Regions from separate parts of the Homo sapiens genome. Here region 1 is linked to region 2. Evidence: chromatin loops called from intact Hi-C (ENCODE). Cell type or tissue: psoas muscle. All regions are shown on one strand. Each heading gives the region's core, and the rest is flanking DNA. Links, peaks and the distances in the headings are about the cores only.

Evidence for each region. Peaks named below come from ENCODE experiments on the same cell type or tissue, not always from the same donor. Only the 100,000 strongest peaks of a DNase experiment are listed, where the experiment ranks them.
Region 1: a loop joins it to region 2, with 2.7 times the contacts of the local background. A loop is called at or near these places in 46 of 110 quality-filtered maps.

Annotation. Positions count from the first base shown.
Region 1 is chr21:15,814,249-15,819,627 of GRCh38, forward strand. USP25 (ubiquitin specific peptidase 25) reads left to right here. Exons shown (of 26, transcript NM_001283041.3): 10 at 4,450-4,598. Among named protein-coding and RNA genes, the nearest start is that of USP25, 87 kb to the left of the region's middle. In psoas muscle, for the core only: no CTCF peak of the experiment used is centred there; no DNase peak of the experiment used is centred there; H3K27ac peaks cover 1,247 bases.
Region 2 is chr21:15,739,919-15,745,297 of GRCh38, forward strand. All of the region lies in intron 1 of USP25 (ubiquitin specific peptidase 25), which reads left to right. It also overlaps the pseudogene RBPMSLP. Among named protein-coding and RNA genes, the nearest start is that of USP25, 13 kb to the left of the region's middle. RefSeq lists an enhancer at 2,389-3,033. In psoas muscle, for the core only: no CTCF peak of the experiment used is centred there; no DNase peak of the experiment used is centred there.

The DNA of each region.
Region 1 (5,379 bases), core at 139-5,138, 74 kb after region 2:
GCCATGTGGAACTGTAAGTCCAATTAAACCTCTTTTTCTTCCCAGCCTTGCCTATGTCTTTATTAGCAGCTTGAGAATGGACTAATACAGTAAATTGGGTCCGGTAGAGTAGGACGTTGGTGAAAAGATACCTGAAAATGTGGAAGCAACTTTGGAGATAGGTAACAGGCAGAGGTTGGAACAGTTTGAAGGGCTCAGAAGAAGATAGGAAAATGTGGGAAAGTTTGGAACCTCCTAGAGATTTGTTGAATGGCTTTGACAAAAATGCTGATAGTGATATGAACAATAAGGTCCAGGCTGAGGTGGTCTCAGATGGAGATGAGGAACTTGTTGGGAACTGAAGCAAAGGTGACTCTTGTTATGTTTTAGCAAAGAGACTGGTGGCATTTTGCCTCTGCCCTAGAGATTTGTGGAACTTTGAACTTGAGAGAGATGATTTAAGATATCGGTGGAAGAAATTTCTAAGCAGCAAAGCATTCAAGAGATGACTTGGGAGCTATTAAAAGCATTCCATTTTGAAAGGGAAACAGAGCATAAAAGTTCAGAAAATTTGCAGCCTGATGATCCAGTAGAGCAGAAAACCCCATTTTTTGAGGAGAAATTCAAGTCGTGGCTGCAGAAATTTGTGTTAAGTAACAAGGAGCCAAATGTTAATCCCCAAGACAATAGGGAAAATGTCTCCAGGATATGTTATAGGTCTTCCTGGCAGCCCCTCCCATCATAGACCCAGAGAAGCCTAGGAGGAAAAAATAGTTTCGTGGGCTGCCCGTGGTACTCATGCTGTGTGCAGCCTAGGAACTTGGTGCCCTGTGTCTCAGCTGCTCCAGCTTTTGCTAGAAGGGGCCAAGGTGTAGCTCGGCCCATTGTTTCAGAGGGTGCAAGCCCCAAACCTTGGCACCTTCCACGTGGTGTTGAGCCTGCGGGTGCACAGAAGTCAAGAAGTGAGGTTTGGGCACCTCCACCTAGATTTCAGAAGATGTATAGAAATGCCTGGATGTCCAGGCAGAAGTTTGCTACAGAGTTGGGGTCCTCATGGACAACCTCTGCTAGGGCAGTACGGAAGAGAAATGTGGGGTTGGAGCCCACACAGAGAGTCCCTACTGGGGCACCACCTAGTGGAACTGTGAGAAGAAGGCCACTGTCCTCCAGACCCCAGAATGTTAGATCCACTGATAGCTTGCATTGTGTACCTGGAAAAGCTGCAGACACTCAACACCAACCCGTGAAAGCAGCCAGGAGGGAGGCTGTACCTTGCAAAGCCACAGGGGCGGAGCTGCCCAGGACCATGGGAACCTACCTCTTGCATCAGTGTGACCTGGATGTGAGAGCTGGCATCCAAGGAGAGCATTTCAGAGCCTTAAAATTTGACTGCCCTGTTGGATTTCAGACTGTAACCCCTTTGTTTTGGCCTGTTTCTCCCATGTGGAATGGCTGTATTTACCCAGTACCTGTACTCCAATTGTAACTCTTCTCAGGAAAAAAATCAGTCAGTGTTACAGTTTTTAGGTTCAGGTGAGAATCCTTACATAATCTTAATTTTAGTAGCCAAAAGGCCATGTTGAGGATCATTAATTTTCTCCCTTCTTATAGGGAGTAACTAGCTTGCTTTTGATATTACAGGCTTGTAGGCGGAAGGGACTTAACCTTGTCTTAGATGTGGTTTGGACTGTGGACTTTTGGGTTAATGCTAAAATGAGCTAAGACTTTGGGGGATTGTTGGGAAGACATGATTGGTTTTGAAATGTGAGGACATGAGATTTGGAGGGGCTAGGGCTGGAATGATGTGGTTCAGCTGTGTCCTGATGTAAATCTCAACTTGAATTATATCTCCCAGAGTTCCCACATGTTGTGGGAGGGACCCAGGCGGAGGTAACTGAATCATGGTGGGGCAGTCTTTCCTGTGCTATTCTCATGATATTGAATACATCTCATGAGATCTAATGAGTTTATCATGGGTTTCCACTTTTGCTTCTTCCTCATCTTCTCTTGCCTCTGCCATGTAAGAAGTGCCTTTTGCCTCCCGCCACGATTCTGAGGGCTTCCCAGCCATGTGGAACTGTAGTTCCAATTAATCCTCTTTTTCTTCCCAGTTTGGGATGTGTCTTTATCAGCAGCGTGATAATGGACTAATACACTTTCCATATTGAATTCTTACCAGTTGTTAATGCTGATGACTCTTAACCTCTTCTTCCTCCTTTTTCCTATTCTTTCCTTAAAAACACATTTCTCTGGCTTTTGTAACACCATATTCTTGTGGCTTTTTTCCTGCCTCAGTGGGTACTTCTAAGAAAAGTTGTATTTATAGTCTCTTTTTGCATATAAAGGTAGCAGAACCTTAGGACTTTGTTTAGGCCCATTTCTTCTTCCTGTCCCATCCCCTAGGCATCTCATTCAGTGCCTTAATTTCCTGCTGTCAATAAGCCAGCAATTCTATCTTTATTCCAGAATGTTAATCTTAGTTACAGATTCATATTCAACTGTCTTCTCAAATTGAAATCTCATGGATCATAATGAACCAGTGATTTCCACTGCTACCTCAAAACTAAAGAAAAAAAAAATCCTGTGTTCTTACTTAAGTGGTGCCATTTTCAGTCCATAATCTGCCAGGCATGATGGTTCATGCCTGTAATCCCAGCACTTTGGGAGGCTGAGGCAGGTGGATCACTTGAGGTCAGGAGTTCGAGACCAGCCTGGCCAACATGGTGAAACCCCACCTCTACTGAAAATACAAAAATTAGTCGGGTGTGGTGGTGGGCGCCTGTAATCCCAGCTACTAGAGACGCTGAGGCAAGAGAATTGCTGGAACTCAGGAGGCGGAGTTTGCAGTGAGCCGAGATCACACCACTGAGCTCCAGACTGGGTGACAGAGCGAGACTCTGTCTCAATAAAAAATAAAATGTCATCATCATCATCATCTAGTTGTTCAAAAAAAAAAAAATAGTAATCATTATCATCATCTAGTTGTTCATGCCAGAATTCTGTTATTCTTGATATTTTCCTTCTTACCTATCTCTTATCCTGCTCAGTCAAGTCCTGTTGGTGCCCTTCCTTGCATATATGTATAAATGTATATGTATGTAATTTTATCTCTTTTCTGTATTTTTACTTTTAACAACCTTCATCCATGCTACCTTTATTTCTGGATAGATTCTGCAATAGTCTTTTAACAGATGACCACCCACTTCACACAGGGACTTTAAAGGTGTTTCAGAGACATAAACCTGAGCCTGTTATTCTTAGATTTAACCATTCAGTGACTGTATTAGTCCATTTACATGCTGCTGATAAAGACATACCCGAGACCGGGCAATTTGCAAAAGAAAGAGGTTTAATGGACTCACAGTTTTACATGGCTGGGGAGGCCTAACAATCATGGGCTGGGGAGGCCTAACATGGCAGAAGGTGAAGGGCATGTCTCACTTGGTGGCAGACAAGAGAAGAGAACAAGAGCCAAGCCAAAGGGGAAACCCCTTATAAAACCATCACATCTCATGAGGCATATTCACTACCACGAGAACGGTATGGGGGAAACCGCCCCCATGATTGAATTATCTCCTGCTGAATCCCTCCCACAATACAGGAGAATTATGGGAGCTACAATTTAAGATGAGATTTGAGTGGGGACACAGCCAAACCGTATCAGTGACTTTGCATTATACCCAGAATGTGGTGGGGAAAAAAATTCTTAATAGGACCACAAGACCTTGTAGATTTTAACTCACTGCCTGACTTTTCATTGTAATCTCTCCCTTGGTTCCCCAAGCTACACTAACCTCCTGTTAGTTCCTAAACATATCAACTTCTTTACTGCCTTAAAGTCTTCATCATGCTGTTCCATGGCCAAGAATACTCTATAGTCCCCCAGCACTCTGGCATGGCTAACTCCCACTCATTATTCAAGTCTGAGCTTAAATGTCCTTTGCCATGGAGGTCTTCCCTGCTCTCCCCACCACCTCCAAGACTAAGCTCCCATTTTTATACCTCTCACATAATTCTGTCTCATCACAACTTTCTTTTTATAACAATTGTAATATAATTATTTGTAATTATTTGTTTATAAATATATGTGAAGTTAATGGGTATAATGTTTTTTAAATGAGGCTGAGAATTTTCTCAGCTCAGGGACCATATCTCTCTTGTTCACTGCTGTATATATTCCCAGTGTTCAGTACAGTATCTTGCCCTTAGAAAATGCTTCTTGCGAGAAAAAATATACATACATATGTGTGTATATAATTACATATATGTGGATGTGTAATATCTATGGCTGGGTATAAATGTACATTTGCACATGTGTATAAACCAACAGGAAAATTAACACTAACACTTCTCAGGAATGAAATCAGTCAGTGTTACAATTTTCAGGTTCAGGTGAGAATCCTTACGTACTCTTAATTTTAGTAGCCAGAAGGCCATATTGAGTATTATTAATTTTCTCCCTTCTTATAGGTAAAAAATTTGAAAACACTGAAATGTTTGGTCAGTACCCACTTCAGGTCAATGGGTTCAAAGATCTGCATGAGTGCCTAGAAGCTGCAATGATTGAAGGAGAAATTGAGTCTTTACATTCAGAGAATTCAGGAAAATCAGGCCAAGAGGTGAGTTTAACATTTTCATTGTCCCCTTTCTTCCCTAGGTCTTTCTTACAATGCTATAGCACAATGTAAGGTTCTAATTATAGAGCTACCTAATAATTGAGAGAGAATACTCAGAGAGTATGTTTGGATTTAATTGGTAATTTAGACATTCAGGAGACCTGTCCAGTCAATATGGCCTATAATCTATGTCAAATTCTCACTTAAATAATTTATCTCAGAATTTTAAAATCTTAGGACATTGTTCAGTCTTTTTAGACCTTTCAATCAAGGTACCAGCCATTAGCAGCATGCTAGTTCCTCGATATAAAGAAGAAAAATCCTGATATTACAGTGGATTTTAAAACAGATATATGCTACTTATATCAACTGTTATTGGAATTTGTCCACGATGCCCAGATTCCTTTTCTTGTAAAATTGCTATGTGATTGCATAAGGTCAGATGGAAGAACTTCCCTTCTCAAGGAAGAAATCATTTTTATAAAATATTGTTAACTTATATGTCTACCTCAACTAGTTTCTTTCTTTCCAGCCATCTCTGTTTCTTTATCCATCTCTGTAGCTGCATCTGTGTAGCCATTCATCCATGCATTCATCTGTCAGGGAGTTTTGGCACTGTAATAGTAAGCAAAGGACATACGTGCTTCCCCAATCAGTTACTGTTAAGAAATTGCTGATAGTTGTCTAGCTGTTAAACTCCATGAATGTGGCTAGAGGTCTTTATCTGTGTCATTCACTATTATATCCCTAGTGGTAATATGGTAACTGCATACATAATACTTAT
Region 2 (5,379 bases), core at 297-5,296:
TTTTATGTATGTAGTAAGTAATTTTTCAGTTTTTCTCTTTTTTGCCCCTTGATTAACTCTGCTTCAGTACAGACCATCTGCTTTATTTTTAGTTTTTGGTTCTCTGAACTGCTGGATATTTTAAATGCCCAGCAATATTTTCCTTAGTCTTGTTACTATAGGTTTAGATCAGTTTCGTATAATATGGTTTTTATGGACTGTCTTAATTATCTGTAGTGCTTGCTAAAAGTGCAGACTTCTGTGCCTCACCCTAGACGTATTGTTTCAAGATGTTGAGGGTTGGGCTAAAGCCTGCTTAATAAGAATCGCAGATTATTCTTCTGCACTTAATGTTTGAGGATCACTGGTTGAAGTTAATTAGTATTCTTAAAGGTAAAAGTGCCTTGAGCACTGTGTAAATTGACTGCAGGGGTCCTTTAGGGATTGAATTATCACAATACACCAAATTTAATATGGAAGCAGGGTCTTTGAACGGACATTGTTTTTTTTTGTTTCAGGTGTTTCTCTCCATCAGTGCAGCAACATGTTTCCTTGTAGAGGAGCTGTCTCCTCCCTCAGGCTTTTCTGGCCAACATCTCTATGGAAACCCAAAGCTTCAGGTGGCTAGGTGGGATACTTGCCCCTCTTACTCCTGGAGGCACAAATAAGTTGAATCGATGGATTAAGGAGTTGGAAAGTGATTGTACATGCTAAAGTTGTAATCTTCCTGTTTCTTTCTGGCTGTTTTTTTTTTTTTTTTTTTTTTTTTTTTTTTTTGGTATGTGCGTGTGTATTTGTGTATGAATAATTCCTATAGGATTTTTTTGTGGGGGCTAACCATAGCATATGAAAACTTATGTACAACTTAAATATATTAAGATTAGTATTCTTTGTACAATTTTAGACATGAAATAGAATATCTTATTGTCCTGGAAATTTCCTTTGTTCCTCATTCATACTGTCCCTCTTTTCTACACCACCCCCCACCCCCACACTACTGCTATCTTGACTTTTTTCAAGTTAATGTTATCGTGGTATGATTTACACTGAAAGTGTGTAATTTGATGAATTTGGCCATACAGAACATTTCTGTCACTCCACAAAATTTGTCCTGTATCACCTTTCTCATTAATTATCAACACCGTCATTATTTCAGGCAACTGTTGATCTGATTTTTATTACTGTAGATCAGTTTTGGCTGTTCTGGGTCTTCACATCGATTTGTTTATACCAAATTTTTTTTTTTTCTCGCATCTGACTGCTTTTGCTCAGCAAAAAGCTTTTGAGATTCACCCATGTTTTATTGCATGTATCAATATGTTTCTTTTTACTATGGAGTAATATTATATAAATATTCTCACATCTGTGTATTCATGTACCTTTTGATGTACTTTTTTTTTTTTTTCCAGTTTTTTGACCCATATATAATGTTATGTGTACATTTGTAAGCAGGTCTTTGAGACGTATTTCTATTTCTCTTGGGCAAATACATAGGTGTAGAATTGTTATAGTACTAAATTGTTATCCAAATTGATTGTATCATTGTACATTCTCATTAGCAATATAGGAGAATTTCAGGTGGTCTACATTTTTGCCAACACCTGGCATTTTTAATCTTTTATGTTTTAGCCATTTGGTGAATATGTGGTGTACCTCATTGTGGTAGTAATTGTATATTTCCCTAATGACTAATGATTTTGGATGTCTTTCAAGTGCTTGTTGGCCAGTTTGAGGATGATTTTTTTTAACATTGCTTCTCATACATTATCCAGTTTTAACACTCCTACACGATAGGAATCACAGTAGCTGCATTCTTCCAAGTCTTAAAATGGCAAAAATGTCAGAGATGTAGCTAAAGGTAGAACACTCCAGGACCAAGTGCTAATATGTTCACAAAACAAATTGAGATTGCACAATTTTTTTTGTTTGCTTGTTTAAACTAACACCTGATAAAAAGGTACATTGCTGAAAAATGGGAACTCATTTCTTCATCATGCCTCAAAGTAAATATTAAATTTATCTCTTTAACAATTAATTGCACACATACATGAGAAATCTTTATGATACATATTTTATTACACCGTGTACAAAAATAATTTCACATTTTAGTTGGGTTGGAAGTTTGAAAAGAACATAGTGCAGTTGCAGGGGTGGGATGAACTGTGGTGAGGTAAGTAAATTGGACAGAAATTGGGCAGAAAGATACTTCCTTTTTTTTTTTTTTTAACAGTTTTTTATCTGTCTGAAGACAGGGAAGAAGAGGAATCTGAATTGGAAAACCCCCACTATATCTGTTGGGTTTTTGTTGTTGCTGTTCAGTCTGGAAATGGGTGGTGTGTGGTGAGAGGTCATTAGGTCATCAGGGCAGAATTGTTTGCAGAGCTGGGAGCTACATCCTCACGGAAGTGGGATAGATGTGCTGGGGAGGGGTGTGCAGAGAGGAGCCAGGAATGATGTACCATTAGTGGCCAGGGCTTGTTATGGTAACACCAATGTTGAAACCAACTGTGCATTCACATATACAAAAGTTTTGTGTCTTAATTCATGCCAGAATACATGCATAATCAAATGTCTCAGTTAAGGTGGAGCTACAGAAACACTGGGCTGAATGAAGTTCTGGGGTTTTCTTTGTCTTCGTGTGAGGCCTCTGGGCTGGGTCTGGGTGTCTGATCAAGAATGCCCTGAAGTTTTCCCATGGGGCTTTGGAGAACGGCTTTGGAGCTGGGCAGAGCTGAGGATGAGCACAGAAGAAAGGAAACGAGAAATGGTCCACTACCTGAGGTTTAAAATCCTCAATTTTTGGAGGGAAGAAGTGACACAAGATTTTATCGGTGCCACTTCACCAGCAAGAAACCTCTAAGGCCAGCAGTGCCTCTGCCCAGGCTTTGCTTACACTCACTGGGCTCGCTCTGCCTGCTCGGCCCAGCAGGGTGCTCTCAGCTGATCCCCAGCCCAGATCCCACGACCACTGCCACTCCGTGCTCAGCCCATGGCGGGACTGGGTATACCGCATGTGGCTTCCACAGCTGGACTCCAGCATTCAGATGAGGGGAACGTGGTGGAACCCAGAAACTCGGAGACGGCAGCAACCGTGGAGCCCCAAGGGGGTGTCATAGCTTCTGCCTGGGGAGTCCCGAGGTCTGAGCCACCAGGGAATGCCACAGCCCTCTCTTGTTCCTGCCGCTCACAGCTCCCTGAATGGGGGTGTGTTAGAGCTTGTTTATTCCTGCTGCGCATGGCTTTGTGAATGGGGGTGTATTATGGTTCTAGTTCGAGGGGTCCTGATGTTTGGGCCCCCAGAGGGGTCGCGGCTCATCACTCCCATATTCCAGCAATTGGGAGTGTGTAACAGCTCTTTTCATGCCCACTGCCCACAGCTCCAGGAGCCAGCCAGGTGCGTGTTACAGCCGTTCTTTGTTCCCACCGTTTGGCGAGTTCTGGGTTTTTGTCCAGTGACCAAGAATAATGAGGTACGTGGACACCAGAGAGTGAGGAAGGCAGAGAAGAATGTTATTGAGCAACAGAAAAGCTCTTGACAATGAGAGGGGACGTGAAGTGGATAGCCCTCTGTGTGAGGGGGCCCCAAAAGCTGGTAGCCATCTTTGCAGTTGAGTCCAGGGTTTTTTTAGGTTTGGAATGAGGAGATGTGGGCTGGAGGTAGCCTTGGAAAAGGCAACATTCAATTGGTTTAAAAGCATTATTCGGAAAGAACCAATTGGGAAAGAGTAGGCAAAAAGAAAAGTTTTCACTCCAGCTGTGGACTCTATCTATATCTAGAACAGGCAGCTTGGTAGGCTTTAAACTGTCTTTGGTTTGAAGGTCAGGTTTCACCAGGGACCTGTCCCTGCCTGCCTAGGAGTTGGTCTACTGTGGCGCCTGCCTAGGAATTGGTCTACTGTGGCGCCTGCCTAGGAATTTGTCTACTGTCCCTGCCTGCCTGGGAATTTGTCTACTGTGGCTATCAGAAACAGCTCTGCGCAGGCCTCCTGGGGTCAGTGGACACTCTCTTTACCAATTTTGGTAGCATCATGCAGATTTGCAGAACTGGCTTCTAGGCTTCTTCCCAAGTGAGGCAGGAATTGAAGTCACTTAGAACAGTGGAACTTACAGAACTGACAGTGTTTCCATTCTTGCTGGGTGGCGCCAGGAGGAGAGCACCAGTGTACCTGAGCATGTCGAACTGTAGCAGAGTAGCTGAAAGCAGCATATAAGATGACCCTGGTCAGCTCTGTGGTTTCTATGGTGTAAAGTGGGTAGGGGTTTCAGGCCTTTGGGGTTACAGAGATCAGAGCCACTCCCTCAGGTCATGGGGTCCTGTGCTAGGAGGTGTGGTCCTAGGGCTGTGTGAACATTGGTGGGGTTTGCCATTACTTTATTTTTGTCCATCTTGGTGTTGGCTTAGGCAAACCTTAGGGTCTGCGTTTTTTTGTTGTTGTTGTTATTTTTGAGACAAAGGTCTCACCGTGTCACCCAGGCTGGAGTGCAGTGGTGCAATCTGGCTCACTGCAACCTCTGCCTCCTGGGTTCAAGTGATTGTCATGCCTCAGCATCCCACATAGCTGGGACTACAGGTACACGCCACCAGGCCTGGCTAATTTTTATGACGGGGTTTTGCCATGTTGGCCAGGCTGGTCTTGAACTCCTGACCTCAAGTGATCTTCCTGTCTCGGCCTCCTAGGGTCTGCAGTTTTGTTGTTGTTGTTGTTTTGGGGCAGAGCTTCGTTCTTGTTGCCCAGGCTGGAGTGCAGTGGTGTGATCTCAGCTCACGGCAGCCCCCACCTCCCAGGTTCAAGCGATTCTCCTGCCCCAACCTCCTGAGTAGCTGGGACTACAGGTGCCTGCCACCACACCCGTCTAATTTTTGTATTTTTACTAGAGATGGGGTTTTCCATGTTGTCCAGGCGAGTCTTGAACTCCTGACCTCAGGTGATCCACCTGCCTCAGCCTCCCAAAGTGCTGGGATTACAGGCGTGAGCCACCGCACCCCGCCGGGTCTGCCGCTTTTGAATGAAAGTAAATGCTCTTCCAAGCATTTCTTGCATGAGCAGAAGAGTGTGTAGAATTCTCTCGGTTTGCTGTCTAAAGCAAGAGGGCTGACTGACCACTTTAGGGCCACGGCCTCCATCCCCGCCACTTCCCCTCCCTTCCCCTCCCTTCCCACTCCTTCTTTTCCTGAGTGCTGATGTTGTTCTGCCTTAAGCTTCTAAGCAGGGGCATCTTTTATGGTCGGGGGGAGGGAGGTGTGGGAGGCAGGCAGGGGATGTTGCAGGAGAGCTACTGATAACCCAGGGCCTCTGTCTTTTCCTTATTGACCATTTTTATGTCTTCTTTTTAACATGTTAAGATTATTTCCCAATTTCTTAGTTGGGTTATCTTCTTGCTGTTGAGTTGTAGGAATTC